5 separate regions of the Mus musculus genome follow, and regions 1, 3, 4 and 5 are each linked to region 2. A link is a loop called in an ENCODE intact Hi-C map of the cell type or tissue named here. Cell type or tissue: heart. All regions are shown on one strand.

The links. Peaks named below come from ENCODE experiments on the same cell type or tissue, not always from the same donor. Only the 100,000 strongest peaks of a DNase experiment are listed, where the experiment ranks them.
Region 1: it touches region 2 in a loop (5-fold over the local background); 15 of 42 quality-filtered maps call a loop at or near these places.
Region 3: it touches region 2 in a loop (2.7-fold over the local background); 2 of 42 quality-filtered maps call a loop at or near these places.
Region 4: a loop joins it to region 2, with 5 times the contacts of the local background. A loop is called at or near these places in 16 of 42 quality-filtered maps.
Region 5: it touches region 2 in a loop (6-fold over the local background); 9 of 42 quality-filtered maps call a loop at or near these places.

What each region holds. Positions count from the first base shown.
Region 1 is chr15:41,864,320-41,869,319 of GRCm38, forward strand. It overlaps Abra (actin-binding Rho activating protein), which reads right to left. Exons shown (of 2, transcript NM_175456.4): 1 at 4,700-5,000; 2 at 974-2,033. The coding sequence ends at 1,556. Among named protein-coding and RNA genes, the nearest start is that of Abra, 2.9 kb to the right of the region's middle. In heart, CTCF peaks have their summits at 2,019 and 3,186 (motif pointing right); a DNase peak (open chromatin) is centred at 1,952; H3K4me3 peaks cover 2,700 bases; H3K27ac peaks cover 2,640 bases.
Region 2 is chr15:41,946,056-41,951,055 of GRCm38, forward strand. It overlaps the pseudogene Gm24751. Among named protein-coding and RNA genes, the nearest start is that of Abra, 79 kb to the left of the region's middle. In heart, a CTCF peak has its summit at 2,988 (motif pointing right); no DNase peak of the experiment used is centred here; H3K27ac peaks cover 214 bases.
Region 3 is chr15:41,655,052-41,660,051 of GRCm38, forward strand. All of the region lies in intron 3 of Oxr1 (oxidation resistance 1), which reads left to right. Among named protein-coding and RNA genes, the nearest start is that of Oxr1, 210 kb to the left of the region's middle. In heart, a CTCF peak has its summit at 2,258 (motif pointing left); no DNase peak of the experiment used is centred here.
Region 4 is chr15:41,822,928-41,827,927 of GRCm38, forward strand. Oxr1 (oxidation resistance 1) reads left to right here. Exons shown (of 17, transcript NM_001130166.1): 10 at 400-568; 11 at 2,963-3,125. Among named protein-coding and RNA genes, the nearest start is that of Abra, 44 kb to the right of the region's middle. In heart, a CTCF peak has its summit at 1,964 (motif pointing right); no DNase peak of the experiment used is centred here; H3K27ac peaks cover 191 bases.
Region 5 is chr15:41,323,912-41,328,911 of GRCm38, forward strand. No RefSeq gene overlaps it. Among named protein-coding and RNA genes, the nearest start is that of Gm41312, 9.0 kb to the left of the region's middle. In heart, a CTCF peak has its summit at 1,934 (motif pointing right); no DNase peak of the experiment used is centred here.

The DNA.
Region 1 (5,000 bases), 82 kb before region 2:
TCGTGTATGTCTCCTTAAATATGTTAGAATTTTCAGTTTGAAGCAATCATTATTGATAATTTCTATTATTTAATTTGTATTGTTTCTGACATGTAACAATTATGGGTTCCCATTATTTTGAGATATAATAATTTGACTTTTGTATTTATTGTTATAATACTTTTATTGTTATAATACAAAGTATTGTGTATTATACAAAGTATTATAACCATTTTAATTTTAGCTTTTTCAAATACAGTAAGAAATTGTAGTCTCTTGGGAGGCAGAGGCAGGCAGATTTCTGAGTTCGAGGCCAGCCTGGTCTACAGAGTGAGTTCTAGGACAGCCAGGACTATACAGAGAAACCCTGTCTCGAAAAAAAAAAAGAAAAGAAAAAGAAAAAAAAAGAAAAGAAATTGTAGTCTCATATTCATTTGGCTTTAGAATTATAATACACATTAAGGAAAAAATTAGTCACAGGCAGGTCAGTATTAGCTTCCTTGTATTAAATTAGCTTTTTCTTTATCTCAGAAGAACTGATACGCTGTTTGTTTGTTTTAGTTACTTTTTTTTGTTTTATGACATTTTCTTTATTAGAACAGGAAAGAAATATGTCCCAGGTTTTAAATTAAATGATTCTATGAGCTTTTGCTCCATTGAATATTCGTTTCACAGAGTTTCTGTATTTCTTGTTCATTTATTAGCATAATGTAAACAGTATTACCCAGTAAGACTTTCAGCAAAAATCAAACCTGCTCATGAACTCCACAAAGACAAGTCTGACCCTCCCACCAGTGTCCCACTGTCCTAGTGTGTACCGTCTTTGTGGGTCATGAGGCCACTGATAGCATTTGTTTTTGCAGGACTTGTTCACATCTGAATGAGGAAAGCTGATTAAAGGAACCTGGCTGTAATCAAACCACACAGAGGAGCTTCAACATCTTGAATTCTAACTTTGTTTACCCACCAAAGGTGCTGTGATTTTTTTTTTTTTCAAAAGAGTGGAGAATATTCTCAGAAATAGAGTACTTCCTGGGCAGGCATGAGCCCTACCACTTTAACAAAGTGGAAATGATTGCATGTAAGCCTGCTGTCCCAGCACTACAGAGGATGAGCTGACATAACGGTTTGAAGTCATCCTTCGTTAAATAGAGTTGGAGGCCATTCTGAGCTGGTGAGGATTTTTTTAGGCCAAACTTCCAATTTTATTCAGCTTAATGGAATTTTTTCCCCTAAAATATTACATTGCGATGTTGTCCTACTTTATCTAAGGTCAGTTTTCTTACCTGTAATGTGTACTTTTCAATTTATAATAATTTTATCAATGAAGGCCAGAAATTTTTGCTTAAAAAGGTAAGTGGAATTCCAAATATCAATATACTATGTTTGATAGTCTTAATACATTCTTCCAAAAAGTCGAGTGTCTTCGTCAAAATCTTCACATAGTAACCTCATAGAAACAGTACCAAAAGCCATTTATATAAAATCATTTAATATTGATAACATTGCAGAGCAGCTTGCCTTGGAGCTTGTAACACATTACTATTTATCAGCGGTGAGTGGATTTGTTGCGGGCTTACTCAAGGAGAGTAATCACAACATGGTCGTCTCGGCCTTGCCATAGCATCTCTCCTTCAAAGTGCACCAGTCCGTGTTTCCTGGCACGCATGAGGATGCCCACGACTTTATCAGAAATTCGAACATAGCGATCAAAGAGTTCTCCGAAAGTAACCTGGATCTTGCCATCTCGTCTGTGGCGAGCCATTGTGCGGATAACAAAGCACAGTTCCATAATTTCCCGATAGATGTGCTCTTCCGCTCGCTTGGCCCTTTCAGCTGTCTTGCTTCCCTCTTTGGGGCGGCCATAGCCCTCGTCTCCCTTGTGGAGCCGAGTGGACATGGCTAGATCATAGTCAAATTCGTCACTGAAGGGATTGAGCTTCTGGGACTGGACGTGTTCATCGGCCCACTGCTGCCACCTCCCTTTCAAGTTGTCCACTTGGCTGTATTTCCGATGGGCCTTACAGTTGAGTGTCTCAGAGTACCTGTTTGCCCTAGCGGAGAGAAGTGGAGAAGCAAAGTGAATACATGAAGCAAGTGCCGGACCCCGTGTACTTCCCATGTGTAGTCTCTGTCGTGGTATATGTCACAACTTTCTTTATCAATAACAATGATGGATTAGCCACTAGTGATATTAAACTCAAGCTTTAAAAAACAAAACACAAAACCTTCCTTACATAGAGTGTGAGGCCATCTACTAAAACGTTGCATGTCAAACATTCTTGAACTAGAATCAGTTCTTAGAGGGTTTCTGATAAGAGCTATTTCCCAAACATGCATTTGGTACTGCTATACAGATTGGAGTAGTTCTACATAGAATTCCATATTTATTTAGGTTTTGTCTGTTTGTTTTTATGAAAGCCTGTTTACACTAGGGTCAATGATGAACACACATTTTTTAAAGTAATGGGTTGCACAGGTAGAAGACCAAAAACATTTATTGAACACTATTTGGCTGGCATTTTTCTAAATACTTATTATTCTCCGCAATCTTTAAAAATGGATATTTCAGCTGTGTAGATGAAGAAACTGAAGCCAGGAAGACACAGGAGCACCCTAAAGACACAGAACTGTAAGCAGTAGGCTAAGACTGGACTTTGAAGCCAAGTTAAGCCGTCAGGATGTAACTTAAAAAAAAAATACTGCTTCCTCTAAAACAGAGGGAGGAGTCCATCTTCACAAAGCACCCAACTTTATCTCCAGAGCGTTAAGTAGCCTCACATCTGGAAGCTTTGGACTTGAAGGTGTAACGAGCCATTCCAGCACTGTCCCCATGGGTGGCATGGCAGGGCCCTATGAGCACTCATAAGTCACTGTTCTAAGCCCGAGAGTGGGCCAGGCTTATCTGTCAAGGTACAAACTTCTAAATTCTCCATGACAAATGGGCTCAGGAGACAAAGGGCTCAGTGAATCACACAGCAACTGCTTACTTAACTGCTTCTAAAGCATTTCAGTCTCTGTCCCTGGGGTCATGAGCTCTGTCCTATCAGAATAGCCTGAGTTTGTGGACTTCTTATGTCATCACAGTGCCAGGGCGCAAGTGTTTGCTGTAAGGAAGACACACACAAGCAGCCCACACACACAAATAGCCCATCAAACACAGACACCAAACCTATATACGGTTTAGATGCACCCTCGAAAGTTATTTTCAAGGAAATAACATCCACCAGATGGCGAAATTTCATTAATTCCCATGTTCAGAAAATCCTCTTAAGTCCTCTCGCTGTTAGGCTAGAATGGGAAGGGAATGAGGGTTTTTGTTTGTTTGGTTGGTTTTCTTTTTCTTTTCTTTTCTTTTTTTTTTTTCCTAGCCAGAGGGAGATAAACATGCAGCAAGGTTAACTGGGGAGATCCCCATACAGTACAAGTTTATCTCAATTTCTTAAGCTTGAGCAGTCTCTAGAAAATGTCCTTCACCTGAATGGCAGCTTCAGTGGGTCAAGAGGTCTTAAGAAGGAATTTCCCAGTACATGTTTGGGATGTACCGGTATGAAGGGAGATGGTTGTGACCCCCACAGTCAGTGCCCAGTTGTCTTTGTGGCTAAAGAACCCCAGCTCCTCATTCCACTATGCTCAGAAATGCTGGTTATTGGCACTGCCCAGGGACTGTCACTAATTTAACTAATCAATGTGTGTGTGTGTGTGTGTGTGTGTGTGTGTGTGTAAGGGGGGGGTGTCACATGTCAAGACTACTATCTAAATTGCAGCACCATCATTGCTGAACAATTATGACCTTTATTCTCCTTTCTAACAAGCTTGAGACCCAGGCCTCTGATTCTTTTTACAAATTGGTAACTATTCCCAAGTCCAAGGAAAGCATTCTTTTCATTGGAATGGGGGGAAGGGAGTGGGAGTAAGTATCAAGCTAGGTTGGAGAGATAGTTAAGAGTTCTTGCAATGCCAACATGAGGACCTGAGGTTGAATCCCCAGACCCCACATAAAAATAAAAATAAAAATATGGCCAACGTTTATAGAAGCCCAGCACTGAAAAGCAGACAGACATCCTGGTCAGCCAGGTGAGGCAAAATGGCAAACCTCAGGTTTAGTGAGATACTTGTCTTGTATATGAGAGGTGAATGACAGAATGTACACGTGCATGCACAAATGCATACACACACTCATGTGCACACACACAGAAAAGTAAAAGGCCATGTTTTTTTGTTTTTTATTTTTTTCTCTTTGTTTTAAAGCCCCTTAAGCCCTGCACTTTAGAGGTTACCAAGATCAATAAAACTGACATCTTGCTTTATGCTAAGGGAATTCGAGTAGCATGGGGATTATAAAACAAGCTCTAGTTCCGGAAACCTTTCCAGCTGCCTCGGTGTTCATGTGACTTTCGTGTGTCTTAGTGTCTCAGTGTCTCATTTTCTAAGCTTATATGCATTTCTACTACACCAAGAAGGTGGTCCATGTACAAGTCTAATTCAGGAAGCCTGAGAAGAGTGCTGACAGCAATTCCCACTTGTAGGTAAATCAGTGATGGCATGGACCAGAAGAGCCACAGCCGAAGTTAGTTAGCACTGTTCTTTCAGGTCAGGGATGTGCTACCCAAAAGAACCCACTCTAACTGGCAATTTATCGTCTGCCCTCTATACTTTTAGTATTAGTTGGAACTCCTTGTGATTGAGGCATAAGGAGTAGAAGGATGTATTCACTTACTGGGAGAGCAAGGGGCGTTTGATCCTGGCAGGAGCCACAGGCGCTGCATCTTGCTCAGGCCTCTCCTCCATATCCCCTCCGTAGCCACTGTCCTCTGTGTCTACGCTGTCACTCTTCCACGTGGGCTCTTCCTGTTCCATCACTTTCCAGCCTTTGGTCAGCTCAGACACCAGGTTGGTGCATTTTCTTCTCCGTGTTGGCGAGTCGTGACTAAGAAGGATTCTGTCAATGTCATTCTCTGGCTGAATAGCTTCAGACACGCCGCCATCATTCTCATACCTGTGGCTCAGGTAGTTCACAT
Region 2 (5,000 bases):
CCACCTTAATTTGTAAAATAAAGGAGCGCTGATGATTGGGCAGATAAAAGGGAAGGTGGAGCAGAGGGTGGATAGAGGGAAGAAGGCGAAAATGGAAGAGGAAAAGGATGCAGAGGAGGAGGCAGAAGAAGAAAAGTGGAGCACATGCATATGGCCTGGAGAAACTGCAAGTTCTAAGGGGTCTCATAGATGTGGAAGATGGTAGTGTAGTGGTAGATCTGCCCAATCTAGGCACACAGCATGTATTTATATTAATTGAGTCGTGTTTTCATTGCCGGGGCATATTTGGATTGGAGATTTACCACAACAAATGACCTTGGTCCTTAACATTCTCCACTATTCCTCACAGCTCCCACTTGCTATTGTATGGGAAATTTGAGGGTCCATTGATTATTTTACCTTTTGTAAACTTGATAGGTTATTATATAATCTTCATGCAATGGCAATAGTACACAGACATAAATGTATACCTCTTTCTCTTCTCTCTCTCTCTTTCACACACACACACACACACACACATAATACACACACCATATCTAGATGCTATTTAGTTCTAGTATAAATATGAAATAATCTAGTACACCTTTTCCCCTTGACAGCTTTCAAAGTAAGCCATCTCCTTCCTATTCACAGCATTGTCTTCTGCCTAATCATTTCTCATTTTTTGTAAAGTCAATTTGCTTGATCTCTGGGAGCTATACAATATTTTTTTCCATAGGCTATCTTTCCCGCCGAATACCTGGGATGTGATTTTTTTTTCCTTCTCCATAAAGGACATACGTTAAAAACTAGAATTTCATGCCAGTTGACTGTCTCAGAAATGTATGTAATTTTGAATTTTGGATCTCCACAGCCTAAATGACACCAGCTGGTTTCCTGTAGAAAAGTGCTAACTATATCACTACACTACCGTGAAGCTTAAGGTAAACCAGGCAATTGGCTTGCTCAGGTAACTATTTTTTGGCAAAGAACAAGAGATATAAAATGTGAGTGAAAACATTCCAGGAGATTAAAATACACATACATGGGGCTGGTGAGATGGCTCAGCGGGTAAGAGCACCCGACTGCTCTTCCGAAGGTCCGGAGTTCAAATCCCAGCAACCACATGGTGGCTCACAACCACCCGTAATGAGATCTGGCTTCCTCTTCTGGACTGTCGGAAGACAGCTACAGTGTACTTACATATAATAAATAAATAAATAAATTTAAAAAAAAAAAAAGATGTTTGGGTTTTTAAAAAAAAAAAAAATACACATACATGTCTTGCCTGGGCGATTCTCTTCTAGACTTATCCATGTGGGCAGATTCCACGACCCCAGGTCCATCAGAGTACACTCCTGGAAGGCATTCCCTTTGCCTTCCAGAAATGAAACAAGTATAGCTTAGTCACTGTGCCCTTGGTTCAGAAAAGCCTAATGTCTTATCTTGAGCGTGTGGCAACCTTCACTCTATGTGCCTGCCCTTGAGCCACATGTGGCTGGCCATTACTACTTGATACTTGATGGCCATAATCAACATTTTAATACCTCTTCCTTCTTCTCCAAGCATTCACCTCTCTACCCAGACAATTGCTTGATGAAGTTACCTGCCCTTTTTCTAGGGACAGTAGGGGTTTGCTGGGGATGGTAGTGGTGGTGTCTCCTAGACACAAAAGTCTTATTGCTCTGTACACAAAGCAAACTGGATGTGGGTGAGTTGAAGTCAAAAGCTGATATCCTCAAACAAAACTGACCTTCTGGACACAGCCTTCTCTCTCAGGTATATTCTCTTGAATGCTTCCTGCTGGACAATACACAGGCTATACGATGCCCATGGCAGATGAGCTGCCCAAGGTTACTACTAGCTTGACAGCAGAGGCTTTGTAGATTCTCTTCCTTTTCTCACTCCCACACTCAGACTGACTTGGTTGGAAAAGTTCTTATAACCTGTGAGTATTTTCTCATCTGCTTCTGTTCTGGGTGATGGTGAGGTCAGTATTCAGGAACTGTAGCCATCCCCTGCTTAATCTTTAGTCTCTACCAGGAAACTGCATTTGCAGCCCCAGCTACCCAGTTTCTCTGCTCCAGGTCCAAGGCCAGCTAAGTAATTGATTAACTCCTTCATCATCTCTACAGCCTTTCCTTTTTTTTTTTAAATCTTGCTTCATTATAATAAAATTGAAAAAATATAAATTTAACCTTTATAAATCAGTGCTAAGTGTAACTTTGCCTTTAACCTACTCCACTCCTGTCAAAGATAGGAAGAACAACTAATAATTTTATGTTTTGTTTACAGTACTGTAAACTTGCAGCTGTTTTAATCTCCTTAGACAAAATCAGACCAAAAGTTCTCTCAGTTGGAAGTTTTGCTGCTGTGGAGTGGTTGTTTCTGGAAACAGTTCCTTTTTAATAGCATGCATCTGTTTATTTACATCTGGTCTTGGATCTGCTTAGAAACTTTTATAGGAGGAAAGTAGAGGCTAACAGGTTTAGGCACTGAGCCATGAGCTTTCTCCTCCTCACTTACACAATGCATGTCACTGCATAAGGGCACGAATGTGTGTGAGCAGATATAGTGACAGTAGCTTTATTTTGTTGAAGGTACTTTTTTTTTTCTTTTTACTTCGTAGTGAATGATTGGCAGCTCATTATGAAAGTAAAAAAGCACAGGTGAAGTTTCCACAAGACCCCAGAGCTCTTTAAAATAGAAACACATGAAACTGCCTCTTGGGCAATGCCTGTCAATCCAGAGCCACTCAGGTTTCAAGCAGGGAGTGGTTTGTTTTATCTGATTCTTCGTGGAAGAGGCAACTCTCCCAATGAACTGAACAGGGCTCCACTTTTTCAAATGAATCTGAAGCATCTTTCAGTTCCCTGAAAAAGTTTTCTGAGGCCATAGCTTTAGGGGAGGGGACGTTGATGTTGTAAGGCTGAGAAGAGAGGCATTAAAATGACCATATGGCCCTGCCCCTAGAGACTCTAGAGTTGCTGCTATGTCACATGTTTGTCAGCAGGTGGCAGAGAGGAGACAGGCTCACCATCTGAATGATTAGTAAACTTACATTCCCTGAGAAAAGCAAACTTTAGATGACGACCAGGCATCTACCACCTGACTGGCTCCCAGGGTGGGGAGCAAGCCAGAGACTAGAAGAACCCCAGGTAAGAGTGAGTCTGAGACAAATGACCCTCACATGAGGCTACGGTGGGCCCTGGGGCAAGGAGTGAGGACAAGACAACCAGACCAGTGCCATGGGGCCAGGACACAGGGCTAGCCTGAGATGACCCCCAGTCCAACTCTATACAGGCCTCGAGTATAGACCACGCCTGAGATGACCCCTGTCTGGTGCTATAATTCACGAGCTGGGTATAGCATTCCTGCGAACACTCCTGAGGTGACCCCAGGCACTCAAAGACCCCCTGGCTTTACTAAGAGGAGCAAGTCAGTGGTGGAGAAATGGAGACAGAAACAAGGATGTGAGCACAGTGAAAAGAGGCAGAGCTGGGGACTGAAGGGAAGTGAGAAACAGCCTGATGTGAGTAGCTGACCATACCACCTGGGGCCATGGTGGAGTCTTGACCTGTGCTGCCACCAGGGGCCATGTCTGGGGCCATGTCTGGGTCCATGGCCCTGAAGCAGCAGGGGCCTGTTACCACAAAAGTCCAGAAAGACTTCTGTTGTCTGGGCTGCCACCTGGGAACATGTTAATGTCTGAGGGCCGTGAAGAGCTGGCCCCACCCCTAGCCGGCTGCAGTATTCTCCATCCCCCTATCCGAAAGAACATTGTTGGCATTGTGGCTGAGTTGGCCCTGAGAGCACAAGTTTGGGAGAGCCAACTCTGCCTCGCTCTGCTGTTTAGTGGCATTGGTGAGGGAGAGGTGGCCTCCTCTTCTTCCCTGTCCATATATGGCAGATTGGTCATGAGAGTGGGAGAACTGGCCATGTCTCTTACCAGTTGAAACACTTAGAAGAGTGGGCCCTGCACCTCACCTTGGCAGTAAGGGAGAGGTGGCCCTGTTTGCAGGGGTGTGGGTGAGCCACCAAGGGGACAAGAACAGAAGAGCCTGCTGGCTGACCAACTCAAGATATCTCCCAGACCCAGATACAGGGCTTGGGAATTGGCCCTCTCCACCATCTACCACTGATGAACTCCTGGGGTGCATGAAGAGGCTGGTCTTACAGATCCAAAACTGCAGGATTTTTATGACATAGGAAAACAACAGCTTATCTGAGAGGAATCCTACTGAGGTTCCAGCATTGATAGAGAAGCAGAAGCCAGAGGCCTTGTAGCAGACCAAGAGTCACTGCAATGAACATTTGCAAGGGAAGGACTGTGGACAAAGGGTATACTGTGGGACACACTGTGACACATGATAGGTTCCACAGCAAGATTTTGTTTTCTCTCTTAGGGGAAGTTACAAGGGTGGAGGATGGGTACAAGGGGAGTGGGAGATGAGTTATATTGGGATACATGATCTGAAATTCACAAAGAATCAATATAAAGATAAAGAAAAAGAAGGATAAGCGCACAAGTTGGGAATGTGGCTTCAGTGGAGGTCAGCCTGGGGTACATGTATTCTAGGCCAGACAAGACTAAATGGTGAGACTCTGTCCCTAAAACAAAAGAAGACAAACAAATGAGTAAACAAAATGTTTGACAGAACCCAGTTGGCAGGACAGGAACTCTTTCCTATTTAACATCGCCTTTGTAAGTGGTATATAAGTCTGTAAGGAGTCAGAACTCTTCAGTCACTCGGTGAGTGAATGGCTGGCTCTTTTCTTCCTAGCTCTGTAGCCATGGCTGCTCTCAGTGATGCATTCTACTTTCTTTTGTTTTTGTTTTTTATTTTTTAAATTTTTATTTATTTTTTTGTTCTTTAATCTTTTTTTTTTTTTTTTTTTTTTACAGTTCAGACTTTATCCCCCTCGCAGCCCACTCTCTCTCTGTTCCATACCCTACACCTCCTCCTGCTGCTGTCTGCTTTCTTAATACACTGACTCTACTTCATTTATCAGGCAAACCA
Region 3 (5,000 bases), 290 kb before region 2:
AAAAAATGAATCAACCAGAAAATCCCATAAGGCGTATGTCACTGCCTCTTTGCCAGGGTCCTTTGCTCCTGCTTTTTGTCACATATGCAACCTTCTATACATTTCTGATTTATGAACTGATCAGGAAGAGTAAGTGTTTTGCCTTCAGAAAATAAAATTTGTCTTATAAACTCCTTATTCCATCTAAATAAGACAAAAAGGTTGACACACTAACAAGCTTGGACCATAGTGGATAAAAATCCCAAGACTATAGAAAAATAGAAGTCTAGAAGTTAAATTTCAGGACAGAGAAGTAAGCTGTGGGTTATTTTCTTGTTGTATTTACTCTGTGTGCATGCTTGTGCACACATTTATAGGGTGTAGTTACCTGTGTATGCACACGTTTCTGCATGTGGGTATTGGGTGCACTTGTCTATGTTGTACATGCACTTGTGCATATGTATATTCGCTGTACTTACTTGTGTGTGTATGTGCTTGTGCATGTGTGTATTGGCTGTACATACCTGTGTGTATATGCTTGCCCATGTATATGTTGAGTAGACTTACCTGTGTGTGTACATGGAAATCCAGAGGTTGACTTCAAGTGTCTTTTTTATTGTTCTCCATCTCACTTTATGAAACAGGATATCACCAAGACTGGCTTATCTCTACCCGACTAAGTACAAGTGTTACAGGCATGTCCTACCACACCTAGTTTTTGTGTAGTTCATGGGGATCTAAACTCTCATGCTTGTGCTGAAAGCACTTCACCCCCTGAGCCATCTTCCCAGCCTCATGGCAAATTTTTAATTCATGAATTTGCAATGGTTTGATTTCTTATCAGTTTCAAAAACATGTTTAATTACTGTGTTGAAAGAGTTGTTTGGATTCTCAGCTTTAATTTGTCTCTGTAACCTCTCTTCTAATTTGACTCTCAAAGCATTATTTTTAAAACTAAAATATATCAACTATGTAACTGAAAGTTCATTTCATAAAACAAATCTATTTCCGTATCCCTTCATTTAAAAAGTACCGTTAGTAAAAAAACAACAGCATTTTAAAACTCCATGTGTGTTACAGTTCTCTTCTGCAATGGGGCAGAAAGAAAAGGGGATTTATTAGAATGACTGACAGACTGTGGTGGACTGTCCCGTCTGCTCTTGACCAGCAAGAACAACACGACACAGTCGGATTCTTGCCTCGATACTTCTATGGGACCCCAGGCGCCCAGGGAGGCCTGCTTATATGCACCCCAGCACAGGAGAAGGCTCTGTGGCCCCCTCTGATTGGTCAGTCAGCCGGCACTCAATTTGCATGCACCCACTTGGGAAGGGTTGGCACCAAATTTGAATTGACGCCTGCGCAGTGGTGTTGTTTATGACAAAGGCAACCGGAAACCGGCACCATCTTGGAGTTGGCTTCCCACAGTGGACCACAGTCCAACAATGGCTAGCTACTGAGAGAAAGTCTAAGTTTTCAGTAATTGTTCAGTCTGCAAGTCTGGGTGTCTCAGTTGGTCTTCAGTATACTCCAGAATCCCACAAAAGTGGACTCTAATGCCGGTGAAGGAACGGACTCTCCAGTGTGAGCCAGAGGAAGCAGGCAAATAGCAAAAGTTTCTTTCTTCCTTGGTCATTATCTAGTCTGCCATGGCTGGAAGGTGTAGCCCAGATTTAAGGTGGAACTTCTTCTCTCAAAGAATCAGGATTTAGGGTGGGTCTTCACATTTCTAAAGATCCAATCTAGAGAACTCCCTCACAGGTGTACCTAGCCACTTGGCTTTTAGCTAATTGACGATGGAGTGCGGATGACAATCATGAATAGCCATCACAGGATGAATTAGGAATTTCATATTCCAGAATAAAATAAGTCCCTCTATCCTATCTCAGGTAATCCTCAGAACAATTCTGTTACACTCTGTCTATACAGATGAGGAATCATGTCTAAAAGATGCAGAAGAGGTAAACATGAACCATACATGACAGGCTCTGCAGGCAAAATTCGTTCCCCATTTTAGGCCTGAAGAGGCAGATCTGTCATTGAACAGGAGGACAGCCATTCCTCATAGGGGTTGAACAGAGATAGTCTATGGGTGACATAGTACAGTGACATTTCTAGAGGTAACACAGTGTCCTAAATAATCTCATGGAAAGAAACTGTACCCATCAACCTGTAGACCAGCCAGCCAATATGCCCTTTCTTTGCAGGGTACCTTTCAGTGTCTCAATTCAGGATTTGTACAACTGAAAATCCCAGGGATCCCTCTGGTGGTACAGTGCAGTACTACAACTAAGTCGATCCCTGGCCCTCTACAATTCACTGTATTTGAATCAAGCTGGAAGAATTTTTATTTTAAGAAAAGCTAGAACAATTTGAAATGCCTCTTTAGGTTAATGAGAGATGTAAATAGCTTCTCTAGGAATTGATTTTTGACCTCAGTTATCTTTCACAAACTTCTGTATAGCATCTATTTCCTACTGAGAGAACCTTAAGAAATAGATTATGCCTTCTTTGCACACATGGCTGTCCTTAATTAACCCTAATAGAAGGTGTTCATTAAAAGTAGCATCATATCAAAAATTGATAGCATGCAAACTCACTTTTTATAGAACAATCAGTCTTTGAATTCGTATAATAAAATTTCACTTATTTAGAATAAGTAGAGGGAAAGCTAGCTACTCTGTCTATATGAAGCCTCAATCTTCATTTGAACCTTTAAAAAGTAAAAATAAGTCACTAGATGAGTACTGCATTTTAGGTAAGAATGTCTCACTCTCCCCTCTCCCCTCTCCCCTCTCTCCCCTCTCCCCTCTCTCCCCTCTCCCCTTTCTCCCCTCTCTCCCCTCTCCCCTCTCTCCCCTCTCCCCTCTCTCCCCTCTCTCCTCTCTCCCCTCTCCCCTTTCTCCCCTCTCTCCCCTCTCCCTTCTCTCCCCTCCCCCCCCTCCCCTCTCTCCCCTCCCCCCCCCCTCTCTCTCTGTGTCTGTGTATTCTGCTCTGTTCTGCCCTAGACAGCTTCTCTTGCTACTCATAAAACTCTGGTTGAGGCAGCTCTCTCTTCAGGTAAAAATTCTACAAGATATCTGGATAGCTCATGTTTTTCTGACCAATGTTAGAAAAACTGCTACAAAAGAACTATTAAGTCATCTGACCAAGTCAGAAATCCTGTTAAGAAAAAAACTCATCAAGAGCCGCTTTGCTCTCCAAAGATCTCCAGACTGCTCAGCTCTCACTAGCGAAAATTATAGAGAACTGCTACCACTTTCTGCTAGTTCATCCCATGAAGACCAAAAGCCATTTTTAAATTTACATATCAATTCAGTTCTTTATTCCAGGCTCCCTTTTGATTATTCTATGAATCTACATACTGGTGGCCCCAGCCCTTTGATTCTTAGGAAACAGCAAGCATAAGTTTTCTTTTAAGATAGCAAAATCATTTAGAGATCTGATTGCCTCAGTTACACAAAGACGCTAAACTAGCTGGGTGGGACCCTATCCTGAAATTACCATATGTACCACACCTGGGGCTAACCTTGCCATGTCCCAGGCTGACCTTGAACTCAGGAATCTGCCTATATTTGTATCTGCTTGCCTTTGTATCTTTCTGATAAGTTGACTCATTAATGCAACTCCCTTTGTTCCTTTAGATTCATGAAGTTCTCATAATTCATATTGCGTCCTTATTTTTGCATAGTTGAGAAATTATATATTTTCAAACTCATGTATTTAGAGCTCTTCTCCATAACCTTTAGGGCTGAAAGTCCCAGTGCTTGCCATTTGCTGAGACATAGCCACACCTTCACCTCCTGGACTCCTGCTGTCTGATTATCAAGGAGTCAATAACATTAACAGAGAAACCATTCCTCGGAGGAATGTGAAATAATATACATTGTTACACAAACAAGTGTTATGCCACTACAGTCATCAATACTGCTGGAGGCTCACACTGGGATTCTGTCCTAGGGGCAGGAACCAAGTCTCTCTGTCCCCACCAGGGCCACGCCTGCTCAGCAGCCAAAGAAAGTCAAAAGCTTGTGGGTTCAGCTGGGTGGAGTATAGTGAAATTAAATATCAGAGAGAATTTAACAAATTCTAGAATGTCTACAGTTTTTATTTTTCTAAATATAGCTGTTGTCTGTCTAGAAGAGTATAGATGTCACTTTGCCTCTGTAGAATGTCAAGATTAGCAGACATTCAAAGTGACTTTAATCAGTTGACAGTTGAAGTATGGTCACTCAGTGGGGTCTCTCTCTCTCTCTCTCCCTCTCTCTCTCTCTCTCTCTCCCCCCCCCCAAAGACTTTAAATTCAAACTCCATTTTAGAGAACCTGACCTAAGTTTGAACTCAGGTAGACTAACTGCTAACTAGCATTAGTTTCCAAGTTGTCCCCAAGAAAGCCTGAGCCTAGCTTCAGTCTCTAGGCTAATCCCCAACAAGAGCAGAGTTTCTAGGTAATTCCCCCAACAAACCTGCACCCCCAGGTTACAAGACCTAATGGTCCCTTCCTAATGACCACCAATGCAGAGTAGAGCAGAAGTAAAGTTTATGATCTGACTCCCAGCACCAGACAACTAGGTTGAAGGCCACAACAGCTTTCCAATTAGATGCTTATGCATGTACTCCCTGCTTACTGCTTACTATAAAGCTTTGCCCCAATAGACAGTCTGGGCTCCCCGACCACCAAAACTGGCCTGTGTGCTGGTGGTGCGTAGGGGGTGGGGGTAGTGGGTGAATTAGCTCAAATAGAATAAAGACCCTGCTGTGAGTTGCATCTGATTAGCTCTTGTGTGTGTTTTTTGGGGATTACTAACATTTTCCTGGTCTCTCTCTCTCTCTCTCCCTCTCTCCCTCCCTCCCTCTCTCCCTCTCTCCATCTCTCCCTCTCTCCCTCTCTCCTCCCTCTCTCTGTCACAAGAGCAGTCAGATTATTGAAGAGGAACTTGATCTCGCAGATGAATGTTTAAGTAGGACCTCCTCACTCCTCCTAGCTAAATGACCATAAATAGGCTATTTAGGGTGTCAAA
Region 4 (5,000 bases), 120 kb before region 2:
GTTATTAGCAATTTATTCTTATGTATACTTACTTAGCTGTGATTTTTGCAGGGTAATAGAGACTACGCAGACTGTCTTACAGGACATGCAGTTCAGCACAGCTATCATTAGCAATTTATTGAAAAGTCTCTGCTGAGCTTTGCATGTTTTCCTAATGGCCCTCGACAAAACTGAATTTCATGATTGGCTCTTTCATTGTGTCTTGCTGTTTCAGTAACTATATATTCCACCCCCCCCCCCAAAGAAAAAAAAAGTGTGAGGCAGTTAAATGAATATGCACAAGTACCAGTAAGATTCATTATTTTACAGTGAGAAACTAAAATGTAAAATTGCTTCATCTAAGCTACTTGAGTATACTCTGAGAAAACTGAATGGATCCTGTTTACACATCACTTCTAGGCTCCTCGCTGTTAAAGGAAAAGCGAAGGCATCGATTACATAAGTTCCTATGTCTCAGAGTCGGAAAACCAATGAGGAAGACCTTTGTATCGCAAGCAAGTGCTACGATGCAACAGTATGCACAAAGAGATAAAAAACACGAATATTGGTTTGCAGTGCCACAAGAAAGGTAAAATAAAAGCTTCAAAACATCTGTCTTCCTTACAAGATTATTTTATCCATCCTAACACCAGAAGCAAAATACCTTAAAGCTTACATTTCCTAACTAATAGCTAATATTAGGCAGGCATGGTGGCATACACCTTTAATTCCAGCACCAGAAAGGCTTGAGAAAGAGCATCCCAAGTTCAAAAACAGCTTGACATTCACAGTGAGTTCAAGGTGACCCTGTGCAGTGTGTAGCAGGGCTCTCGGTAAATACATAAACAAAGGCTAGTTCTAAGTCTATATGAAATCAGCTGCTCGCTGATACTTTTAATTTATATCTTTAAAATTGCATATCTACAGTTTAATGCTAAAACATTGGAACGTGAGTGGTGTTTTAGTAGTTAAGGACTTATGTCCTAGACCATGAAGATTCATGAGCATATGAACGGATACAGCCTTGTGAAGGAAAATGATGTGTAGTTCTTTGACATTTTATCTTCAAATTTGTGTTTTCTAGTATGTTTTCTTTAGAATCTTTTAAGATATTTTCATTCTTTATTAATGATTTTGCAACAAATTGCACATACTCATATATTTTTCTGGATATACTGAAACCACATGTACTTGACTTGCTAAGATGACTGACAAGAGTAATGACTTTTTCCTGGTGGGACACTAACAACCTAGCATGCTTCAGTTTTAAAGTCATAGCAGTGCAGCAGCCCAGATAGCACTGAGAAGCGCTTCCTGTGAAGTGTGGGGTCGATGTCAGGATTTGCTCCACCACGCCCATTTTTTTTTAATTGCTGGAAGCTTTGTTTTCTAAACATCAGTAATGTCTCATTATAATAACCACACCCAGTTCTTTAAATGTGTCTGTGTGTCTTCCAAAAATTACTCAGTCATCTTTTATCATAATTTTTAGTGACTATTGGTGACCTAGTCCTTGAAAGCTCAGTTCTGTGTTCCTCAATGAATTAGAAGCAATTGGATATAAAGAGACCTTTTTTGTAGAATTATTCCTAGTATCACCAGTCTTGATCAGCTTGGGAGCGTTTACACTTAAAAATGCCCTCCTAGAAACCTGAATGTGTTAGGGCTCTCTCATTTTTAACTGGGGAAGAAACACTAGTGGAAGCAGAAGATACTACAAGATATACCAAACAATGTACATTTCTTGTATCAAATGGGATTTTAGTAATTAAAATAGTTTGATTTGCATAATTCACTACTTGAAAGAACCCGAGCCTATTGAATAAGCCAGTGATATTAAAATGGTTATAATTTAAAATGTTACTATTTAGTTAAATTTAACATAAAACTTAGTTTTTCTCATTATTCTTGGTTATCTCTCTCTTTTTTTTTTAAAGATTTATTTATTTTATGTATCTGAGTACACTGTTGCTCTCTTGAGACACACCAGAAGAGGGCATCAGATCCCATTATAGATGGTTGTGAGCCACCATGTGGTTGTTGAGAATTGAACTCAGGAACTCTGGAAGAGCAGGCAGTGCTCTCAACCGCTGAGTCATCTCTCCAGCCCTATTTTTTCTTAATATTTATATGGAATTTTGTTTTTATGTTGTTCTTAGTTCCAAGCTTAAGTGTTCCAAACTTAACCAGGAAAAAGTCTGTTTGTTCTCCTTGATTAAAATCAATACTATCCCACTTGGTGACCTTACTACCCAAGTTAGCAATTTCATTGCAAATATAAATAAAATGTACCTTGGTTTTTATTCATGTTAATATTATTGTAATTTTAAACTTTATCATAGGTAGAAAACTTAACAGAATTGTTGATAGTGATCAGTTGCCAGAAGGTAAAAGTTACTCCCCTTTTAATATGTCAGAGGTCACATAGCCTTGCCGATCATGAGATGGATGCAGAACTCCTAGAACCCTTGCTATTTGTCGTTATCTGCTAGCTGGGAATTTTGTGATTCAGTTATCCATACACATAAGTGCTTTAGATGTATGTTTGACCTTTAAACATGTTGATTACAGAATGTACCAAACAATGTGGTTTACTGCAGTTAGCAAAATAGCGGAAAGGGAAAGCAGATATGGAAAAAGATGAACTCGCCAACCTAGGAAGCCAGAGTTCACTGTGGATTGCTGATATCATGCTGAATGCTGCGTGCTGGCTTCTTTCCCATTGCTTCATGGAGGAGAGTATTCCACTGCAGTCACTATAGGGAAAGGCCTTCAAAGGCACGGCTTTTTATAGGACTTGACAAATCATAGCCAAATCAGATTTTAAGGATAATATCTTCCTTTAATGGACTTTATTATTTTATATAGTGTGGTATATTTTGAAAGTCTTCAGCTTCTATCAAGACATTGCACAAATAGAGTTTTTTAACTTGAGCTAAGAGCAGACAGTACTAGGCCTGCTAATAGTCCTTTGCTCTAACAGGACAGACCACTTGTATGCCTTCTTCATTCAGTGGAGTCCAGAAATCTATGCAGAAGATTCTGGTGAATACACCAGAGAGCCTGGATTCATAGTAGTCAAAAAGATGGACGAGTCTGAAGCGAATGAAGCCCCTGCTGGTGAAGCAGCAGCCAGGGAGTGGGAGGTAAGGAGGGCAAGACTTCCATCAGCTCTGTTTGCTTCTTTTTACTTTGTGTGAGTGTGTAACCTATGGTATGCCATAGACTTAAGAATTCATTGTACAAAAAAAAAAGAAAGAAGAAAATCCATTGCACAAAAGCAGATTTTTTTTTTGAAGACATAGTTTGTAGTCCAGGCCCAAATGTGTTTATTGAATGAGTCTGAGTAGTAACTTTAATGTTCTTTGTCACTCTGTTTTTACATTAAAATACTGGATCATTAATAATAAAGTGATTTTTGTATATTCTAGCATAAAGGAAGATAACATGGCAAAGATAGAAATAACATTGCTATCATATTGTCATAAAAATTCCCTACCTGACTTATCTGTATTTCTTCTCTTGAATGAAAAAACACTCAATTAGCACAACTAGCTGTTATTTCTAACTTTCACACCTAACAAGCATTATCTTGATTTGAATATGGTGATATTAATTTGGTACTAATTTTATAGGAATACTTTTTTTCTGTGCTTAAATTTAATGAGTTTGTAAACAGTGTCCAAGCTAATACTGAGAAGTGCTTTTCAAAGCCCCCTATAGATAAAAATTTTTAGGATTATGCCATTTTATATGCTTTGTTTAGGGAGGTTGATAGTGTAACAATATTTTTCTTATTTTGATATTTTTGTCTAATCTCTTCTAGATGTTATTAGAAAACATAGAGCAGATGCTAAAATGTGATAATAAATGGGCTCAAATTTTATTATCCATTTGGTTAAAGTTTGTGGTTATTTGTGTGTATGAATTTGCTGTGCATGTATTTAGCATGTACAATGATTTAAGTATATGTGATATGTCTTCTGTTTAAGTTGTGTTTCTGATTTTCAATGTCCAACATCACTGTGTTTGTTAAATACAACATCCTCATCAATATAATGAAGGAAAAGAAATAGTCTATATTGTACATTTATTTTAATACTTAAATAAAAATTATTAATCTTAATTCTAGTTTCATTTATAATAGCTCTAAATTACAAATGACCTGAGTCACTATCAAGAGAATAGATGGATAAATCTGTAGAGGTTTATAAAATTTTAAGTAATACAACAATAAAAAGAAATTTCTAATGATATAAGCAACCATGTGGATGATTCTCATAGATGAGTGGAATACCTGATATGGAAGGCCTGATATGGAGTGAAAGGAGCCGAAATGCATTGGTTTTCAGGGTTCTCGAGTTCCTGGAAATTGAGGAGTAGCAAAGTGACAGGAAGAAAATTTATGGGGAGTTCTGGGCACCTGCAGCCTCTCACTGTGGATGGTGGTGGGGTGCTGGGTACCCACAGCCTCTCACTGTGGATGGTGATCACGGTAACTCTGTGCTCACATGGTAACTGCGTGCTCACAGTACTTACTTAGTCCTAGAAGGTAAATTTGTCCACATTTCCAAAGACCTGTGCAAGTTGTAGGTTAGCAACAGTGGAAAGTAGATTAAAATGAGGTAGGAAAAGACAGCATGTGAATGCCAAGGATTTAATGGTAACTAGATTAGGATGAAGTTTCTAGATGGGGCAGTAATGTGCTGGGTGGCAGAATTCTCATTAAGAAAGAGAATCGAAAACTTTTTCCAATTATGGTTGGATCAGTTAAGTTTGGAAATACAAAACTACTGACTTGTTATCTTTTCTTCTTTCATGTGGGTGTATGTGTTGCATGCATGTGTGCAAATGTGTGAGCTGTAGTTTGTGTGCGAATGTGTACACGCAGACAAAGGTTGCTGGGCATCTTCCTTTATGACTCTTTTACCGTATTCTCTTAGGCAGCCCTTCTCAATGCAGCCCAGAGCTCACAGGTACTGCTCCCCACAGCCAGCCTGCTCTGCAGATCCCCATCTCAA
Region 5 (5,000 bases), 620 kb before region 2:
CCCGCACACAGCATTTTAGGAGATCATACTTAATCCTAGGCAGACTGTCATGCTGATGATGAGCAGGAACCTGTGGATATGATTAAGGGATGGCCTAGGCAGCTCCGTGAAGATTTCTCTCCACTTACCGTCAGCGTTGTGTTTAAAAAAAGTGATGGAAAAGAAAGGTGACCAGTGGAACCTGGAGGAACACTGCACAACGAGCTCTGAGAGAATTGTCTTGACCTGGTTCCCCGGCATGGAAGACATGCGTGAACCTTGAATCACTGGAACAGGTGTGCTTTCCCAAGTAGTACATGACATAGTTACTAAAGAAAGAATCAATTCAACTTGATAGTTACCAGGGCCAGGAAGCTAGGTGAACATTGTCACTACTGCCAATCTTACGAGAGTGATGTCCCCATAGAGCCCAGATGGCATATTTGAATTTGAAGCTGATTATGCCAAGAGGTGAGTGTGAGAGAGCCACTCAGATCTGTGAGCAGGACCATGGAAAAACTGCTATGATCCAAGAGCGTGAAGAGAGATAGACATGAAGAGGGATTTAGAACTCTCTAAAGCACCCGAGGGAATCAAAAGAACCGACGACGTACACATCCAGTGTAATAGTCATTCCCCTTCCTTTTGGTCTCTTCTAGTTCCATCGAAAATAACCGGAAGAAATCCCATCTGTTTAAAATGCACAACACAGAGTTAAGGGCATCAGAAACAAGTTTTCAGTGAAGATGCTTGCCTGCAAGATGAAGACAAAATTTGCAAGAAGTGCTAGAACAATAAGTAAATAATAAATAAAGTCAATTCAAACCAGGTACAAACCAGATTTGCTTCAGGAGCAAACCTAAGTGTGATATTGTATCCATTGTCTTTTGTGTGGTTCTGATACTGTGGATGGCAGCTTCTGGTTTTAGACTTGTGTGGTCAGTGTTGGTTCATTCAGTGCCAGATGGGTATCTAGTACCAATGGTGGGTAACCAGTACCAGTGGTGGGTATCCAGTACCAATGGTGGGTATTGAGCCAGAATATAAAAAGCTTTGCTGCAACTTAATCATCTTTACTTGAATCTCTGCTTCTCTCTGGGAAGCAGTGTAAACTTCCACACCAGCAAACCCAGCAGAGGGCAGAAAGTCCAATGATGTGAACTATCTGGGTTCCTCTAAACCGAGCCTTCCTATGGGCTAGAAGCACTTTGGGATTCCTCATATTAATGATGAAAGCTCACTTAGAAATTTTGAGTATATTAAGTTACACAAAAATGAACTTAAATAAGTTCTTGACGATTCACATAGAGGAAAGATTAAATTCGATCCAGAAAGTTGAATCTGAGAAATTTCATTCAACTGTGCCTTCAAGAAAGTTTGTGTATATAACTTTGCCACGTTGAGGCTGGAAGAGAATCTGCTGCAGGCCTGTCTCTGGGGGGTGTAGGTGTCAGTCTTTGTGTCCAGTGGTGGGATACTTAGAATAACGAAGTACATATTACAGTCTGACTAGAGTAAAGATGATTGTTAATTTCTTGTATGTGTGATCGACACTAGTTTTCAGTTTTGGTTTGGTTTGGTTTTTCGAGATAGGGTTTCTCTGTGTAGCCCTGGCTGTCCTGGAACTCACTTTGTAGACCAGGCTGGCCTCGAACTCAGAAATCTGCCTACCTCTGCCTCCCGAGTGCTGGGATTAAAAGTGTGTGCCACCACGCCTGGCTAGTTTTCAGTTTTAACACAGAAATTATATACAGCCATGACTTGAGAAAATAGTAGAAAAATGTAGTTAAACTTGTAATGATAAAAATGATTTTCAAATTCAGTGTTTATTTATAACATTTTAGTGAAATGATTCATGCTGGAAATATTCAAAAACGGTGATAATGAAAGCGCTCACTTCAGCTTGATAATTCTAGAGATACCGAAGTTCTATCTTGGCCACCAGAGGGCGATGTACATCACTACCTTGTAAAGAACAGCTGCATTGTAAACACAACAGAAATTAAATTTACAAAAATAAAAACGTATATAGTTGTATGAATAATTAGCAATTTTTTGAACATGTTCCCCTAGTAGACTCTAAAAACACGGTATGTGTGTTCATATTTGTGCCAAGGTGTATGGAGATCAAAAGACAACTAGTGGGATTTAGTTCCTTCCTACTAAATGGGTTCTGGGGACTGAATTTTGGATCACTGGGCTTGGTGACAAGTGTCTGTACCCACTGATCCATCTCGCCAACTTCTCAGTCACATTATTAATATTCTACCCAACAACAGCAGAACAGACATTCATTACAAAACTCACAATGCCCAGAGGAAGATGGAATATATTCTGAACTATTAAACATGTCTTCAAAGATTGTAAAGCATTTTAAGACATGCAAACTGTTTTACCTGTGAAGTATTTGGTGATAAATGAAAAAAAGAATCCATGTTAAAATATGTGGATTTTTGATAAATCAAAAAATAGGAAAAATTTTAAAGTAACAGATGCCTTACTCAGAAACTAAATCAGGTCTCAGATCATTAAATCGGCTTCCCTTTTAAGAAAGAAGATTGTGTAAATAAATGAATAAGTAACTAAAGTGAGTACAGGAAAATAACATGAAAGGAAAGACAAAATGTACAACACAGAGACCGGGCAAGGTGGAGACAGGGCCAGATAGAGATTAGGTCTGGTGGTGGAGACACACAGCTTTAATCCCAGCACTCACTGGGCAAAGGCAGTCGGATCCCTGTGAGTTTGAAACCAGCCTGGTCTACAGAGCGAGTTTCAGGACAACTAGCACTACACAGAGAAACCTTTTCTTCAAAACCAAAAATAAACAAGAGGGGAAGGGGGAAGGGGAGAGGGGAGGGGGAGAGGGAGAGGGAGAGGGAGAGGGAGGGAGAGGGAGAGAGAGAGAGAGAGAGAGAGAGAGAGAGAGAGAGAGAGAGAGAGAGAGAGAGAGAGAGAGAGATCTGAGACAGAAGGGAATTATTAGGTGAGATCATTTTATGGTTATTAAATCGATGGACCGAGGCAGAAAACCCATGACATCACCACAGATCCCAGAGGGCTGCTGTCTATCACAGCACTTGTAACTGTAACCTGTGAATGAACAAAAGAATAGTTGTATGGTCACTGATCTTTCCTATATGATGGTGATAGGACTTTTTGTCTGTTTCTTTTGTTTTGTTTGTTTCCTTGGACTTCTGTGTTATTGAGACAGGATCTTATACTGTATCCCAGGATAATCTGATACTATGTGCTCCAAGCTGTCCTAGAACTTGTAACAGTTCTCCTGCCTTAGCCTTCCAGCCTGCAGTTAGCCTGGCTTCCAGGTATGATAACCACACCTAGCTTTCATCCACAAGATTTGAGAATTTCTCTCTGGGGCCTTCACTGAATCTTTTACTTACACAACAGTGTTGTGATACTATATATGTGTCCCCCTTGTCCCTACTGCAGACAAAGCCTCTGCAGGCATGTGCTAGGAAGGTGTGGGGAAACATAAACATCAAGCACATTAAACTAGTGATGACTAGCTTCAGACAAAACAGATCAAATGCTAGCAGAGTCAGTAAGTTCACTCAGGGTAAATTATTGGGAGCTTGATGGTTTTTCGAAGGAAAAACCAGCCAAAAATGGAAGAAGAATGGTTTCTCCTATTATCAAGAATGAACATATTTTAATTACATTCCAACCACCTGAAATTCCTCTTTGCAGTATCTCTGTATTGGGACCAACTTTTATTCTTACTGTTTTCATTATGTTTTTACCTCAAAAAAAAATCTATACTTTTAAAAAATCTTTTCCTGAAAAGAAGTATTCCACAATTTCTGAATCACAATAAGAATCAATGTCTGGAGACTTATGACAAGATAAAATCTCATTTTTTCTAAGATCATTTTCTCCTATTTTTATATCTCTATTTACATAAATTGCGTCATTCTCATTTTTAAATGATGTATTCTAAACAGAATTCTACATATATTAAGTTTCTGGCAAGCACTGTGCTAGTCTGAAAAAAGAAAAGCTGATATCCCACATATGTATCCCTTTCCTAATCCCTAGAAGCTGTGAATGTTACCTTACATATCGAAAAGTGAACATCCATCTTATCTTCAATATAACTCTTTATAGATGTAAGATCTTCAGACTAAGATGTCATTCTGGATTGTTCTAGGATCTGGCTGTCATTACAGTATCTTCAGGAGAAAGAGGCAAAGGACAGCTTTGCACATAAGCACATGTGTGCACACACATGCAGATACACTGCTTACATACAAGGCTTTATATATAAACAAATACATATATGTACACACATGTATGCACACATGTTTACAAACAAGGTTTTATATATAACCAAACACATGTAAGCACACACATAGGCACCAATGCACAAGAAAGTGAATTAGAGTCAGAGGAGATTGGGTAACATGAAGCAAAAAAAAACAAAAAACAAAAAACATTAATTTCAGGGTCTGGTAGTCAGAATCATAGGCCAAATTTATTGGAGTTTGTTATAATAACTCACAAAAATTATTTTAGCTGTTTGATGTCTTTAATTTAAAATTTAAAAATATATCCAGGAGGAAGCCTTAGTAGCTAATATATTCATGTCTTGTCATTTAGAGGAAGAGCTGAACTAGTAATTCAATCCACTAAGATTTGTTTTAGATTGACATTTTTAGTAAGTCACATGAAGGCTGAAGGCAAATCAATACAAATTATATGATTCCAGTTTGAAATCCTGAAGTACTTCCAGCTCAACTGCATGTTGATCAGCAACCAGTAAAGTCAGTTGTCACTGAGGTTCCCAAATGGGTGAGCAGCATATAAAAGTCTTACCAGTTTCAATTACATACAATTTTGCTTAGCTTATTGTATATATCTACTAATTAAAATGTATGATTGGAGAGAATTTTTCAATAATCCAACTAAACTAAAATTTTATTTATCTATATTTTCTAATTTATAGTCATTCTGAAATTAATGTTTGTGTTGGCTTCCACTGTAATGAACACCAAAGAGTT